Regions from separate parts of the Mus musculus genome. Here region 2 is linked to region 1. Evidence: chromatin loops called from intact Hi-C (ENCODE). Cell type or tissue: heart. All regions are shown on one strand. Each heading gives the region's core, and the rest is flanking DNA. Links, peaks and the distances in the headings are about the cores only.

What was found. Hi-C counts contacts between places; a loop is a spot of excess contacts. Peaks named below come from ENCODE experiments on the same cell type or tissue, not always from the same donor. Only the 100,000 strongest peaks of a DNase experiment are listed, where the experiment ranks them.
Region 2: it touches region 1 in a loop (9-fold over the local background); 11 of 42 quality-filtered maps call a loop at or near these places.

The regions. Positions count from the first base shown.
Region 1 is chr1:134,741,677-134,749,679 of GRCm38, forward strand. It overlaps Syt2 (synaptotagmin II), which reads left to right. Exons shown (of 9, transcript NM_001355726.1): 3 at 134-300; 4 at 1,834-1,953; 5 at 2,284-2,451; 6 at 2,708-2,875; 7 at 4,054-4,171; 8 at 5,078-5,211; 9 at 5,799-8,003. The coding sequence ends at 6,005. Among named protein-coding and RNA genes, the nearest start is that of Gm32670, 29 kb to the right of the region's middle. In heart, for the core only: a CTCF peak has its summit at 4,174; DNase peaks (open chromatin) are centred at 4,195 and 6,015; H3K4me3 peaks cover 453 bases; H3K27ac peaks cover 1,746 bases; H3K27me3 peaks cover 717 bases.
Region 2 is chr1:134,850,432-134,858,434 of GRCm38, forward strand. All of the region lies in intron 13 of Ppp1r12b (protein phosphatase 1, regulatory subunit 12B), which reads right to left. LOC115487658 (a small nucleolar RNA gene) reads left to right here and starts at 298; the gene lies at 298-437. In heart, for the core only: a CTCF peak has its summit at 4,099 (motif pointing left); no DNase peak of the experiment used is centred there.

The DNA.
Region 1 (8,003 bases), core at 1,144-6,143:
CACACACACACACACACACACACACACACGCCAGGAGAATGGGGGAGTCCCAGTCCCAGCCCACACATGCCCATCTTTGGGATGAGGGCCGTGAGGCTTAGAGTGTCTACCCTGGGGCTCTCTGTGTCGGCAGTGCCCCCCTGGGCTCTGATCGCCATGGCTGTGGTTGCTGGCCTCCTGCTGCTCACCTGTTGCTTCTGCATCTGTAAGAAGTGCTGCTGCAAGAAGAAGAAGAACAAGAAGGAGAAGGGCAAAGGCATGAAGAACGCCATGAACATGAAGGACATGAAAGGGGGCCAGGTAGGACGCTGGGGAGGGGCTGGGCTGGGAGGGGCCCTGCCCAGCTTTCCTGGTGCTGAAAGGTGAGGCAAAGGCTCTGGGCTTCCACAGTTAAACCCGTCCCTCCTTTGTGTGAGCTGTTCCCCCACCCTCTAAGCAGGGGCCACACCCTCTACATGGGCCCCAGTGCCACACCTATGTTATCAGGTCATCCACCCCCTGCTGAAGGGGAGGGGACTTACCCACATGTCAGCATGCGCTCAGCCTTGAAAAGGCAAAATAAGGGAACAATGTATGACTCCCAAGGAGGCCACTGGGACAGAGTGCTAGACACCCATGACGATCACCAGGAAGACACTATTGGGGAACATTGAGTTTTCCTGCCAGGAGAGACTGAAGGACAGATACATCTAGCTGGGCGGGGGCGGGCCTCAGATGAGTGGTGGTTGGAGGGGCAGGTTCGAAGGCACTAGGACAGGACCATGTGGCATCCATCACTCTCAGATAATGATGTATCAACCCCAGCCTGCTGGTGTTGGTTTCAGCAGGTCCCTTAGCAAATCTCCTCTAAGTTTAGTCTGGGGCACCACTGTCCTCTGTTGTCTGTTTGGGGAATGACTGGGAGAAGTCTTTGATCAAAATCAAGGCATCATATTGAAAGCTGGGAGGAGGGACTAAGCAGCCAAAAGAAGCCAAGGGACAGGATGGCCTCTGAATGCTTGTGTGTCCGTGTGCCTATTGGACCTCAAAGCCTGCAGTGTGTTGTCCGTGTGCCTATTGGACCTCAAAGCCTGCAGTGTGTGTGTGTGTGCACGCATGTGTGCACGTGCACATGGATGATGTATATGTTTGCCCATGTATTAGTATGCATATGCTTATATGTCTGAGTACGTTTACCCATGTGTGTTTCTGTGTATATACATATGTGTGTGCATGCATGTGCGTGTGTTAGTGTGTATATGCATGTATGCATGGGTATGTGCATGCATGTTTGTTCCTGTGTATATACATGTGTGTGTGTGCAAGCATGTGTGCATGCAGCCCAGCCTGAACTCACCAAGCAGCCATGACTTCAGGGCTCGTGTGAGTGGAAGGATTTTCTCTTATACCACTTCCTTCTCTTTCTGCCTCTTGGACTCGTCCTGTTCCTGACTGGACTGCAATCCTGGTATGTCTCATCCAGGTTGGGTAAATCTGATCTGGGCAAAGGACTGAGAGGGTTTTACAAGGGAAGTGAGCCCCCTGTCTCTAGAAGCTGTTTAGCCTGTGGTGTGGTGCCTGGCCCCACAGGGAGGAGAGATTCTTGCCCAAGCCAGAGTCATGTCTTCCTAGTATGGGGCTGTAGAGGAGCTGAGCCCAGCTTAGGCCTCTCTCCTCCCCTCGAATGTTGGTTTCTATTGCCTGCCTTGTACCCTAAGCCTGTGGATCTTCCCACAGCATCCCTGGAAGTGCTCCGAGTCACACTTTGGGGGCTTTGGGGTGGCTTCTGCTGTCTTTGTGAAGGGCTGTTCTGCCTTCTCCTTTAAACTTTCTTCCTACCTGCAGCCTTCCTAGGATGACGATGATGCAGAGACAGGCCTGACTGAAGGAGAAGGTGAAGGCGAGGAGGAGAAAGAGCCAGAGAACCTGGGCAAATTGCAGTTTTCTCTGGACTATGATTTCCAGGCCAACCAGGTGTGTGGGCCTGGGGAATGGGGATGGGGTGTGGGTCGAAGCGGTTACCCTAGAGACAGGTAGGCCGTGTGTGTCTTTCTGTGGAGTGGGACAGTTGGAAGCCACAGGACATATATATCTTTAACCTTGACCTTGGCTTCCGCCATAATCCTCTACTGGGGAAAGTCTTTTAGATGAACTCTGCTATTAACTTACTGGCTGAACTCGGCCCAGCCCCACTCCCAAGATTCCCACTTGGGGTGAGGCTGGGGCGTTGGCAGGAGCCCGGTCTGGGACTAGATCAGGTGCTGGAGCAGCCCAGAGGCTCAGACACATCCTCTTTCTCCACAGCTCACCGTGGGTGTCCTGCAGGCTGCGGAACTCCCAGCCCTGGACATGGGTGGCACATCAGACCCTTATGTCAAAGTCTTCCTCCTCCCAGACAAGAAGAAGAAATATGAGACTAAGGTGCATCGGAAGACGCTGAACCCAGCCTTCAATGAGACATTCACTTTCAAGGTGATGGAACCCGACGACTCTATCTCACTCTGCCCCTGGTTTCTGCACACCTTGCCCTGGTCCCCAGCCGTGGCTGGAGCCCTGGGATATGCTCAGTATGGCACAGACTGTATGTAGTATCCTCCCTTCCATCTTACCCGCTGGTTTTTACAGTCTGCCTGGTACCTGTGAGCAACACAGGCCTACGCTCCTGGTGTCTTCCCATAGCGTCCTCTGGAAGTGACGAAGCCACTTTGACCCAGTCTGTCCTTTACAGGTGCCATACCAGGAGTTAGGAGGCAAGACCCTGGTGATGGCAATCTATGACTTTGACCGCTTCTCTAAGCATGACATCATCGGGGAGGTGAAGGTACCCATGAACACAGTGGACCTTGGCCAGCCCATCGAGGAATGGAGAGACCTACAAGGCGGAGAGAAGGAAGAGGTAAGGGTGGCGAGACCAGGCTTCTCACTGTTGGCTGAGGCTTGCCCACCACATGTGTGACAGGGGGAGTGGCGGTTTGAGTCAGGTCTGCTGGTGAAGACTCCAGCTCCCCACAGCCTGGCTGATGATCCAGGAGAAGCTAATTAACCCGAGGCTTTGGCACCTTCCTTCAGATGGTTCCAGCTGGGAATTAACTGCCCATCTCAAGTACCTTGTACAGCTCCTGGTGTCTGTCAAGCAAGCCATGAAATATAAGGACGACATTATCATTTTTCCTTTTAAGGTCCCACTGCCCATCAGACTCTGTGCCTCAGTTTACCCACCAGAAAAGCCAGCCTTGATTCGATAGGATTCTCAGTGTTTGGCTTATCTTCTAGCTACAGCAACCAACCCCTCATCTGCTGTGTGCCAGAACTCCCATTCCAGCTACTTTGCCAGCACGGGTGACCCGTTTCAGCCTGCACGGTGCTCAGTAAAGGTGCAGGATAGATGGGGCTTTGCCTGTTGTTAGAGGTGAGGGTCTGCATACCTGAAGGAGGGCATGAATGGTTGGTCTTATCCTTACCTTGGCGGCCCCATCTCTGAGAAACTGGGTGTCAGCGGAGCCTTAGGTCAGGAGTCCAGAGACCTTTCCTGCCCAAAGCTATGCTGCTGTCTGACTCTGAGGAACAGGTCTCCCTGGTAACCTGGATTTCTTGTTGGTTACAAAGTGTCCTTGCCTTGTCACACAAAGGTTTAAGTGACATAATATATGGAGAGGGAAGTGCTCTGAGAACCACATCGCCCTGCAAGCCTCGTAGCTGATATCGAAGGATGGCGGGGGTAGGGGTGATCAGGGAAGAAGCTCACTAACCACTAGGCCACCCAGACTTGCTTCTTGTGCCCCTTTCACAGAGCCTGGTGGGGATCGGAGCATACCCTACATCCACCAGGCCTGTCAGGTCCCTCCGCTATAGCCTGTCCTCTGCCTTCTTGAACGCCAGCTTCCCCAGGCCATGGCTGTGAACTGCAGTGTGAGGTAGTGATGTTGGAAGCTGGAGACCACCTCTGCTACAGACATGGGAGCTGACAACTAGGCAGAAGTCACTGCTTTGCCAGTCTTGCCGACATGGGGTCAGCCACACTAGAGGCCATTGGATAGCTGAAGTGACCTAAATCCTGCTTCTTTCCCTGGACAGCCAGAGAAGTTGGGTGACATCTGTACCTCCTTGCGCTACGTGCCCACAGCTGGGAAGCTCACCGTCTGTATCCTGGAGGCCAAGAACCTGAAGAAGATGGATGTAGGGGGCCTTTCAGGTGATGCAGAACCACTGGGAGCCAGTGTGTGGCAGCAGTGAGCCAGTCACTACTTTAACCCCCCCCCCCCCCCCTCCGCCCGGGGAAGAAGAGAAAGTCTTACCCAGTCCACCCCCACCTGCCTGTCCATATCTGAGTGTCTTCTCACAAATAACCCTCTGGCCACACTCCATGGGCTATGGAGGAAAAGGCAGAAGAAGAATTTCGTTCTCCAAATGAGCTAACGACACAGAACTTTTCTTAGGAAGAGTCAGAAGTGGCAGGGCAGGGCTTAACCCAAAGTCAGTCTTTCTGCCATGCCACAAGAGTAGGGGATATTTTTCCAGAAGGGGCTACAGGCTCTGCCATCTCTGTTCCGAAAGATGCTGTTGGTTTCAGAGTTACCTGACATAGGGCTAACGTGGCATAGGGCTAGCCTGTGCCACAGGATGCAATGGTAAAGCCTCCTACCTCTGCTGAGCCTCCTCAGCCTTATAGCTGGGGTTTGGCTCTGTCACTGACCAAACCTATGCCCTTGGCTGGATCATTTCCCTTGTGCGTCCTCAGACTCTCCCTGGTCAGTTTAGGAAGACTGGATATGCAGGGTCAGGACTTGGCAGAAGTGTGCTTTGCCTTTCAGTCACCTCCCAGCCCAGGCACCTTTCCAGGTAGTCCCCACCCTTCCTTACAAGGCCTTTCTTAAACTCAGAAGTTCCCCTAACTTTGTGCACTAGGAGCCTAAAAGTGAACAGTTAGAGATAGCCCAATACCTTTCCTACCCGCGACCCAGATGACCCCTCTGCTTCTGGGACTTCCTGTCCCTCCTCTGGGCTTCCTAGGGGCCTGGCTCCAGCAGGGTGGAGACCTGGGGACACTAGGAGGGCCGTTGGAGCTGAGGTATCGCTTGGGTGGGGACTCTCTCTGCAGACCCCTATGTGAAGATCCACCTGATGCAGAACGGTAAGAGACTCAAGAAGAAGAAGACGACAGTGAAGAAGAAGACCCTGAACCCCTACTTCAACGAGTCCTTCAGCTTCGAGATCCCCTTTGAGCAGATCCAGGTGCTAAGCCTTGAGGGCCTTGGGTTCTTGGGCTCTGAGCTAACCAGACAAGCATGGGGCGTTAGAGGTCAGCCATGGGCCGGGTACGTTCCAGTGGGAAGGATCTGGATCTGACAGTGCTGGGATGGGACCCTGTAGAGGACCCTTTTGAAGGGCCTCCATTACCTGAACATGAACTGATTTTAAAAAGTTACATATTTTTGTATATCCATACCATTTACAGTATAGACTGACAGGAGAGAATATGTATTTAAAAAGTCATTTGTATTTGAGGAACACTTGCGTGTTTTTTTATTATGTGTCCACTGACCTCATTAGAGGCCACTCCCCTTCCATAAGGTCTTACAGTGCCTAGAGCACTGTGTATGTTCAAGTACACCCACTGGCAGGAATATATAGGTTGCTTACCAAAAAAAGAAAAAAAAAAAGTGGTGGCCTCTACACTGAAATTTAATTGGAGTTGGACTGGAAGCCAGAAACCAGGAGGCACTTCCTTATCATTTGTAGTGCACAGTGGCAGAGGAGAGGGCATGTCACTGGCTCCCACTTCTCCTTTGAAGTCCTTCCTTCCTTTGCTTGCCTTGCAGAAAGTCCAGGTGGTCGTCACCGTGCTAGACTACGACAAACTGGGCAAGAATGAAGCCATCGGAAAGATCTTTGTAGGCAGCAACGCCACAGGCACCGAGTTGCGGCACTGGTCCGACATGCTGGCCAACCCTCGGAGGCCCATTGCCCAGTGGCACTCTCTTAAGCCTGAGGAAGAAGTGGATGCTCTTCTGGGCAAGAACAAGTAGGCTCCAGCGGCCGGGGCCACGCCCCTAAGGAGCCACGCCCCCGAGGCGCCACGCCCCCTGAGGACACTGACGAGATCCAGAGCTATCAATACCTCAGTTACGCGACCTTAGAGGTTTCTTCATTTGTTTGCGGTGTGTCCTGTTTTTCCTTCCTTTTTCTCTTTTTAAAGACCAACTTCCTTTTGGTGGCTGTGTGAAGAGAGTCCCCTAAGAGGTGAAAGAAAAGCCTGGCTCTGTTATTGACCCCGGAGCGGCCCTTGTTGCATGCCCTTTCACGGTTTCCCCCTTACCCCAAGTGGGGCCCTCTACTGTCAGACAGTTGAAGCACTAACTGCTTTTCCTGGGTTTTGGACCAACAACATGGCAAGCACATTCTGTTTCTTGACTGTGAAGGCAACATAGTGGCCAGCATTGTGTGTGTGTGTGTGTGTGTGTGTGTGTGTGTGTGTGTGTGTGTACACCTGTATGTGCCCATCCATCCCCATCTGCCTGTTTTGAACATCTCTCTTCATTTTCTGGAATGAGTCATGGACAGTGAAGCCATGTGAGAGGAGAATGTCTTCAGAGACTCCAAGGGAAAGCAAGCCCACTGCCTAAGCGGTCAGATGCCAGAAGAGAGCTTGCGGATGGCCATTTGGAAGGCGGCGAGATGTGATACTGGATGGGTTCAGAACTGGGACCAAAGCCCTTGATGCCATCATAGACACCCTCTTGTCAGTCATGGCTTTCCCCCCTGGAGTGGGGTTTTGGGGACATTCGTGGAAATCAACTATTCACCAGATTTGCCAGACTCTACCAGGGACTGCCAGCCCTGGGATGTCACTCCTGTTGACAACATCAAACTTTGAAGAAACAGAAGTCCCATTACTCAGAAAGCCTAGAATTAAGCTCCTGGATCTTTGCCTCGTCCCTCGTCCCTGCAGAGTACAAGCAGCGCGGTCATTTGCATTCACGCACCATCTTGCTTTTGCCTCTGTTTCCCTTTTTGTGTAAGTGGAAAAATACCATCTGAAGACAAGTGCTTTGCACAGAGCCAGAGACCTGTTAAGGGGATGCTTGGGTTTTAGTTCCCTTGAGGTCCAGGTAAGGAGGAGGTGTCAAGAAGGGGAGCTTGGGTGGACAGTGACAAACTGGAGAGTGCAGAGCTCCTCGCAACTCCCATTCCTGACCCTCTGGACCCTTTGACCCTCAGTGATGGTAGCTGGAGTGGCCCCGGCCAAACTGTGGAGAGGCCCCACGCTTCCGTTCCTTAGAGACAGTTTTCTTGGAATGCCAGGAAACACGGGGCATTCATTTCAAATGGGCGGTGGAGAAAATGTGCTAAGGTTTGCATCCTGTGTTTAGTTTGTGTTTCCTTCCCTGTCCCCTACTTGTCCCTAGCATTGATTAAAAAGCCATATATATGTTAGTCAGGCTTGCACTAAGTACCCTTCCCAACCTGCAGCCTGGGCAGGGGGCTTAGGCTCCCTGTAGCCAGAGGCTGCTCCTTTCCCTTGGTCTTGGATTTGTTCTTGAATCTCTCAGGCCCTTGTTTTCTTATCACAGAAAAGATACAGCTTTTCTGAAGCCGGCAGGGGTGGTGGACACGCTCTTCAACAGCAAATGTGTCAGGACATCTGCTCTGCCCCACCTGGGCCCTTCCGTTTCTTGTAGGACTCAGAGATGGATGGTGTTGTAGAGTTTGAGAACCCAGCATGGAGAAGCTGCAGTGGCTTCATTTTAATTTTAGTGAAAATGCATATGTGGGTTTGCTTTGCTTTTTTGTTTTTGTTTTTTTGTTTTGGTTTAAGTAGGGAGTGAGGTATCACTTCTACCAGAAACAGAACTGTGAAGTAGGTTTGACCTGCCTCTCTTTTAGAGACCCTTTTTGCTATTGGCCCTTGGTACCTGGGAAATTGTGTATTTCATACACTATCTGTATGTGTGTTTATGCTAAACACTGAGGAAGGAGGACTCTGGTAGGATTATGGGCTGTAGTCCTTGGGACCAGAGTTCTGG
Region 2 (8,003 bases), core at 1,943-6,942, 110 kb after region 1:
AGGAGCACCAGAGATCCAGGACAGAACACTGACAGATGAAACAGCTAGAGTAGATCTGTTAAAGAGAAAGAGCCCTGGGAACAGAAGGAAGGGAAACACTTGCTTATTACAGAAGAGGAACTGAAACGACACAAAGAAACTTCAGAATGAGAAAGGGGAGCCACAAAAGAACAGTACCTGAGAGGTCATGGCAGGACAATTTTTAAAAAACAGTGGTAAACTTTATAAAGTGCTGCTGAGAGTTCATGGTTAAAGATGAAGAGACCCTGGAATCCAATCATTAAGAAGGACGTGGACACCCCCTGGCAATGGTCAACCGGACACCATGTTGGTGGTGTTCTTAGATCAGTCAGGGCGAAGCAGATGGCAGTCCTTTGTTCATCCTAGCTTGATGCTTGGCTTAGTGGCCAAAGCTGTTTTATGCCTAGGACTCATAAAAATCAAACCCAATCTAGGCAGGATGGCATGGGAGGAGGGAGACAGTCAGAGAACTGCCTTCTGTCATGCCACAAAGTGTAGGAAGGGGAAGACACCCACAGACCTGCCCTCCACCCCACAGCAAAGGTGGGCTACATACACATACAATCTTGGTACTACCATGTAGTATATTGAGAGAGGAGGAAGACAGACAGAGACTTATGGAGGACTGTATCACCTACAAGCTTTCCCTCTAGTGCCTAGTGGATTGAGGATGTCGCCCAGGGCCCAGCCAGCCATATAGCCAGTCTGTAGCAGGAGCCACCATAATGTGTTCATATGTAGTGAACAGATGGGAGAGAAAGAGAAGTGGGGCAGCTTGAACATTATAGAGAGATGGAACTGAAGACTCCTCGTGGAGAGGAGTAGCCTGTTATGAGTGGCTAGCCCTGTCACCTGGGGCCACGGTGAGATCCCAGCCTGAGCTGCCTGCTGACGGCCATGATGGGAGGGGTTGGGGTTGCTGTCTATGGCTCATATTACAACTAGAGAATATGAGCACCCACTGGGGACCACATGGATATCCAGGGACTGCGCAGAACTGTACCCATCTCTCACAGCACCAGAGCTCTGGAGAGCTGGCCCCACCTCTCACTGGCAGTAACACTCTGGAGAGCGGGCTGTGTGCCTTTCTCAGGCTACACAGTGGAAGTGGCCCTGCATCTTGTGTGGACAGCACAGCAGAGCTGAACCTGGTGGTGGTGGTACAGGTGAGCCAGCCTTGAGGGCCAGAGTGTAGAGAGCTACCTTGACACCGGTAGCATGAGCATGGGGGTGATACCCTCACCTGTCATCACCTGCCGCGGTCGGGAGAGCAGGCCCTGCACCTTGCCTGACCAGCACAGTAAGGCTGGCCCTGGTCAAGAGGGCATAGGTAAGCCAGACCCAGGACCAGAACACAGGAGAGCTGGCTCTGCCTTAATGAATGCAGGGGTGATGCCCCACCTCTTGCCCCTCACCATTTGCAGAAGTCAGGAGAACTAGCCCTGGGGTCAGGAGAGCAGGTGAGCTGGCCCTGTCTCTTGTTAGCTGTAGCACCTGGGAGAGCAGGTGCTGCACCTTGCCTAGGCAGTTCTGGTCTGGTCGAGGGGGCATGGGTGAGCCAGTCCTGAAGGCAAGAGCAAGGGAGAGCTGGCTGTGCCACTTGTCTGCCACGAGGTAGTGTGGGTTGGGGGGTGACGCTGTCCCCTCCTCACCCTTCACCACCTGTGGCAGTTGGGAAAGCTGGCCCTGGGGTCATGAGAGCTAGTGAGCTGGCCCTGCCTCTCATCTGTGGTGAGGTGGCATGGGCGCACAGGGATTTCTGCCATCCTCCCTCATCACCTGCAATAGTCAATAGAGTTAGCCATGATAGCAGGAGAGCTAGCCTGGTCCCTTCAGTGGCTGCAGCACTAGGGAAAGCAGACGCCTATGTAATACAGTGGAGCTGGCCCTGATGGTGAATGCCAAGAGTGAGCCAGCCCCGGGGATTTGTGAGCACTAGAGCTGGCCCCACCCCTCACCGAATGCAGCACTTGGGAAATTGGGCACCTTGACTGAAAGCACAATGGAGCTGGCTCTTGATGTATGCATGGGTCAGTAATGTTCTTGAGATAACCTGGGTTTCCCTTATGCAGCACCTCTCATTATCCTGAGGTTTCAATATTGATGGTGTCAGAGAAGCCAGAAACCTCGAACCATTTGCAAGTAAAGATGTGTGGTCAGAGGGATATACTATGGGACACACTGTGACATACTCCAGCTTCCATGATGAGATATTTTTCTATGCTTTGTGTGTGTGTGCGTGTGTGTTTTCTTTGGGGGGGGGGTTGCAAGAGTAAAGAGCAGATATGAGTGAGATGAGTGGGACTGGGGTAGATGAGGTAAAACTCACAAAGAATCAAAAAAAAAATTAAAAAAAAAAAAGAAGGAAGAGGAGGACATGGCTTTTGGCAGAGCAATGTCACTGGCTGGCAGGTGGAGAAGAACTTCTATTTTAGTAGGCTGAAGAGTGAGTAAGAAGCTAGGGAGTAAACAGTAAAGTCAGAGGGCTTTTCCAAGAGCAGCACACAGCTAAGCAGGGTGAAGCTGGTAGCGTCAGTGTACAGTGTGGGAGAATGGTGCCTGCTTAGGACAAATCTTATCTGTCAGAGCACATCTGTCAGAGAGCTGTGGGTTACTTCCCATTATTTATGAATCGTGTGTACCATAAGTTGAACACAGCTCACTTCATTATAATGGACATTGGCTCCTGAAGGACACTTGAAGTGCCACTACAGTTTACATCCATGCCAGTGGTCAGCGGGCCATTTTCAGCACCAGAGCATGGGGACCCTGAAACACACCCTCCATCCACCCGCCTCAGGTTAGGAGACTGGGATTTCCTAAGAGGAAATAAATCAAAGAGTAATATAGTGCCCAGAGTTACTTTAAGACCCCGAGGAAAAAAGATTGTTATTTAAAGAGGAACAGGAACAATCGTCCGGGTGACTGCCCTCAGCTAAGCCCTATTTGTAAAAACTTCTTAAACAGAACTCTCTTACCCAATGTTCCAGAGCGAGCATCCTGACCCAACATGTACAAAGCAACTTCTCTTCTGATTTTCTGAAGCCCTGCACTTTCCATCAGATTTGAAAGAAAATAGAAAGTCTCCATTTGCTGTGTATCCCGAACTGACTGCTCCCTAATACGAATTTCCATGGAACGCTATGGCCAGTCCCTCAGAGACATCAGGAGATCCGGGCATCATGCTCACATTGGCAAGCTCTTGGTGTGGAATGGTCCAGCTCAGGCCCACCTCTGAGATACCTTTGTGGTCCTGCTGAGGTCAAAGAATGGCAGCAGAGTCCTGACGGTGGTTTTAAATTCCGGCTTTTTTCATTACTAATTCTGATTACTCAAAAGTTCTTTATCCTATCTGATTCTCAACATGCACTATGGGGAAAAGCAGATGGGGCATACAGTAAACTTTCAAAATCATTAATTCCTCTAGTCTAAGCCTTTCATATATATAAATGCTGACTCAAATTCTACCTCCATGAAGCCTATTCTAATTACACGATCCTCCATCATTCACCTTGCTTTTTTCTGAAATCCTAATATATTTGCCTGCACATAATGCTGAACTGAGGGAGGAAATGAGTGTATTATAGATTCTCAACCCTGAGAGTACAAGGTATGGCACATCCCCTTTCTACTATACCGATACTCTGAGCACACCACCAAGCACACGGACATTCATTAGACAGTCACTGATAACTCAGGATCCCATAATTTTAGAATTTTATGCTATCTATATATTCCCTAACTCAAACTAGCTAGCCTGTGGAGAAGCTCGGACTAGAAAGGTTACAAAGCTTGCCTGGAAGACATCAACTGCTTTGTTGAAAGGTAAAGTATGCATCCTACTCGAAAGCCAGGGAGCAATCTACCCTGTGTTGGTTGCTGTCCTCTGAAGAAGTACCAGGAAATCCACAAGGGCCTTCATGTGCTAGAAGCTATTTGCTTTCCAATATTAAAAGAGTTAAAATGGAATATGGGAGATGTGCTCCTCTGAAAATTGATTCAAACACAAACTAGATTCTTTGATGTCATACATCCAAATAGTTCAACTGGCTTTCCTCTGCTGCCACCTGGAGGGCAGAGAAGATCCTACAACTGATCCAGTGTCTACTTATTCAGCTCTGTGATAAGAAAATTCACTTAAAAAGCCACCTCACAAGTTCACAGTGCAGGGACAAAAAGGAACACATTGCCATTTAATTGGTCAAAACTGTCCTAAGAGCACTGTGAAGAGAATTCTGGGTTCAGCCTGGAGCTGGAGAGCAGAAGTAGTAAGCAGTGGTATTTAAAATGAAGGAGCTCTCACTGGCAGACTTTCTGAACACACCACCATTAGCACAGGCACTATGACCGACAATATATAAATGGGACCTCATGAAACTGAAAAGCTTCCTCCTACCACAGACAAACTTGCTCAACCATGAACATAAAGCAAGAAATTGGAAACAACCTAGATGTCCTTTAAGAGAAGAATGAACTTGTAGGCAAATGAATGAAACTAAGAAAATCACTGAGAGAGGTATCCCAGACTCAGACAACTATGGGGTTCCTGAGTTTGTGAATGAGTGGGTCTCTGATTCTTGTGCCTTCTCTTGGGCTTTTTCCTTCTGTTGGTTTGTCATGGCCAACTTCAATTAGGTGGTTTTTATTTTAGGTTATATTTTATTTTATTATAATTTTTAGGAATGAATGAATGAATGAATGAATGAATGAATGAATGAAAATCCAATCACTACAGTAAATGTCAATAACCGAACTGCTACTGTTTCCTGCTGGGTAAGGAAAAATCCGTTCTCTCCAATAAAGTGGCACTGGGTACATTACTCACCCCTTATATTCATGAGTAATTGAGAAACCTAAAATAGACTCTCCAGTTTTTGTTTTGTGTGTGTGTGTGTGTGTGTGTGTGCTTTTATTTGGATATAGTTCAGTGTTTTTAAATTTCTTTTTGGCTGTGGTTTTGCTGTTATATTGGGTTACTGTTTGTTTTTTTGAGAAAGAACTTACAGTTGGGTGGGGAGGTGGGGAGAGGCTATGGAAGGTCTTGGAGGAGGGGGTGAATATGCTCAAAATATAATTAAATTTAAAAAGTGTTTTAAATGTTAAAATATAATTAAAAAGCTAAAAAATAAAGAGTTCTCATGGCACTGAGCAGGACATTGCTAGGCAGAGAACAGGAGCTAAAGCCACTCCGGCATGGGGAGGCTCTGCATGGGGGACAACTAGGAAGAGGGAGATGAGGCAGAGCGTGTTCAGGAGAGGTCTGTTTTCTACTTGGACAGAGTAATGCCCTAAGCAAGGACACAAAATAGATGTGGGAAGAGAAGGATGGGATAAAGACAACTGAGGGAAAAGGACACTTTCAGGTAAGTGGGGCTGAGGCAGGAGGATTACTATTTTTTAGACTAGTCTGGCATATATACTGGGACCTTATCTTAATAAACAAACATGCACAAATAAAAATGAAAAAGAGAGCCAGGCAGTGGTGGCGCACCCCTTTAATCCCACACTTGGGATTAAAGAGTGAATTCCAGGACAGCCAGGGCTACACAGAGAAACCCTGCCTCAAAAAACAACAACAACAAAAAAACAACAACAAAACAAAAAACAAAAAAAAAGGAAAAAGAGACTAAAGAGTAATTCCTTTGCAGAACTAAATAGTCACTCGACATGACTTTAAAACTGATTGGTTCTGCATTAATTTTCAATTTTGTCCAGAAACTGGTCCTCTAAGCATAAAGATCAATTAGAAAAAAATTTCTTATATATAGAAAAATATTTATTTTTATTTAATATTCGTTATGGATCCAGCTATGAGTCCTTTGGAGTCTATTAAACTAGGTAGTTATTCCAGCTAATGTGAAGCTGTCTGCAGATTAATTTGATATCATCTATCATCATATAAGGGAGTTCACATCTAGTAATGAATCAACAGCCTTTATTACCTAGACCTCAAATAATGTCCTCATTCAGTATAAAGGTTAGCTGAATTGAACTCTATTCTTCACCTACACAACCCAGCTTCTCTCAGTAATACCCTAATTATCTGACAGTGATTTTTGATTAGTTAAAACTTAGACTATATAATATTTAAGACAAATAAAAAAGATGAACAGTACAAACTAATACCTGTGCATCATTAGCATTCAACATAAGGATAATAGACAGTATTAATTTCATATTAAAATATAGAAGCTTTCCTGGATCCTGAAATTTTTAATTAGCTCATACTACGTTGACCTTTGGGTCTGTTCCTTACATCCTTATGTCTATTTATATTCATTAAGAATGTGAAGAAACACAGGTTCTAATTAAGCTGGCTATTCTTAAAAACCACGCTGGGTATTTGCTATGTGATTTGGGGTAAAGCAGGTTCCCTTTCTAACCTGTTCCTTGTATGTAAATGAGAGCTCAGAATATCTTCTTTGTAAATTTGTTGTGAGGATTAATAATAATTGATGGAAAACAAGTATTTCATACAAACTACAAAGCAATTTACTTGACAGTATTCATGTTGTTATTAAAAATGTCTTTCTGTGCTTAGCTTCTCTAAATCTAATCGATTTGAAATAAAATCTACCCAAAAGTCTAAATGGTGCCACTATTTTAGACTTCAGGCTGCTTATCTCATTTAATTTGTAAACCCTGTATGCTGTAGGAATCCTGTATCTCAGGTTGTGAGACTGCGTTCTTCATGTGGGTTCACTTACCTGTGTCTAACCTCCTTGTCTATCAGTTACAGAGATTCCAAACTACCACAATAAAATGAATGTCACTGTAATAAAGCAAGTCTTTGGGTTTTCTAGTGCATATAAACAAAATGTTTAATATTTTTATAGTCAATTTTGCTGTAGCAGTGCCTAAAAATACAATGTATGCAACCTTAATTCAAAAATTATATTGTGCTGACAAGATGGCTTAATAGATACAAAGGCAGTTACCACTAAGCCTGGTGACACTAATTGATCCTTCCCTCCCTCCTCCTTCCTTCCTCCCTCCCTCCTCCCCTTCTTTCTTTCTTTTTCTTCTTTCTTTCTTTCTTTCTTTCTTTCTTTCTTTCTTTCTTTCTTTCTTTCTTTCTTTCTTTCTTTCTTTCTTTCTTCTTCTTCTTCTTTTTTTTTTTTTTTGTTTTGTTTTGCGTCAGGGTTTCTCTGTGTAGCTCTGGCTGTCCTGGAACTCACTCTGCAGACCAGGCTGACCTCAAACTCACAGAGATCCGCCTGCTTCTGCTTCCTGAGTGCTGGCATTAAAGGTGCGTGTCACCACTGCCTGGCCTTCCTTCTTTCTCTCGCTTATTAATTTTGGACTTCTTGAGATGGGTTTGAGACAGACCCAAGCTGGCCTCAAGGTTGTGCTAATCCTCCTGCCTCAAGCATTCTCAGTGCTCTGTTGTACCTGGCTTTGACCTTTCCTTTCACAGAAAATTTCTGGGTAGCCTGGGATGTCAGCTGATGCTCTCTTCTCTTCTCTTCTCTTCTCTTCTCTTCTCTTCTCTTCTCTCCTTCTCCTCCTCCTCCTTCTTCTTCTTCATTTTTTTTTTTTTGGTTTTTTTGAGACAGGGTTTCCTGTGTATCCCTGGCTGTCCTGGAACTCACTTTGTAGACCAGGCTGGCCTCGAACTCAGAAATCCGTCTGCCTCTGCCTCTCCAGTGCTGGGATTAAAGGCGTGCACCACCACTGCCGGCTGCTATTTTATTTTCAATGTATATTTCACCTACTGTCATGTACACTTTGCTCTCTTCTTGCTCAAGATTCATACAAGGGAAAAAAGATTACATCAACAAAGAAAAAGTAGGTTCAACTCTGCTATAGACATTTAGACAAGGAAAACATTTTAGAGCAAAAATGGAGAGAAATAGGGAAACTATAAAACCTTTTCTTTAATTGGCAACTGTCATAGTTTTAGAGATAATTTTAAGTGTTTTTAAAAATGATGGCTTAATTATGTTTTAAAATTTCTAACATTCCAAAGATGATATCAAATT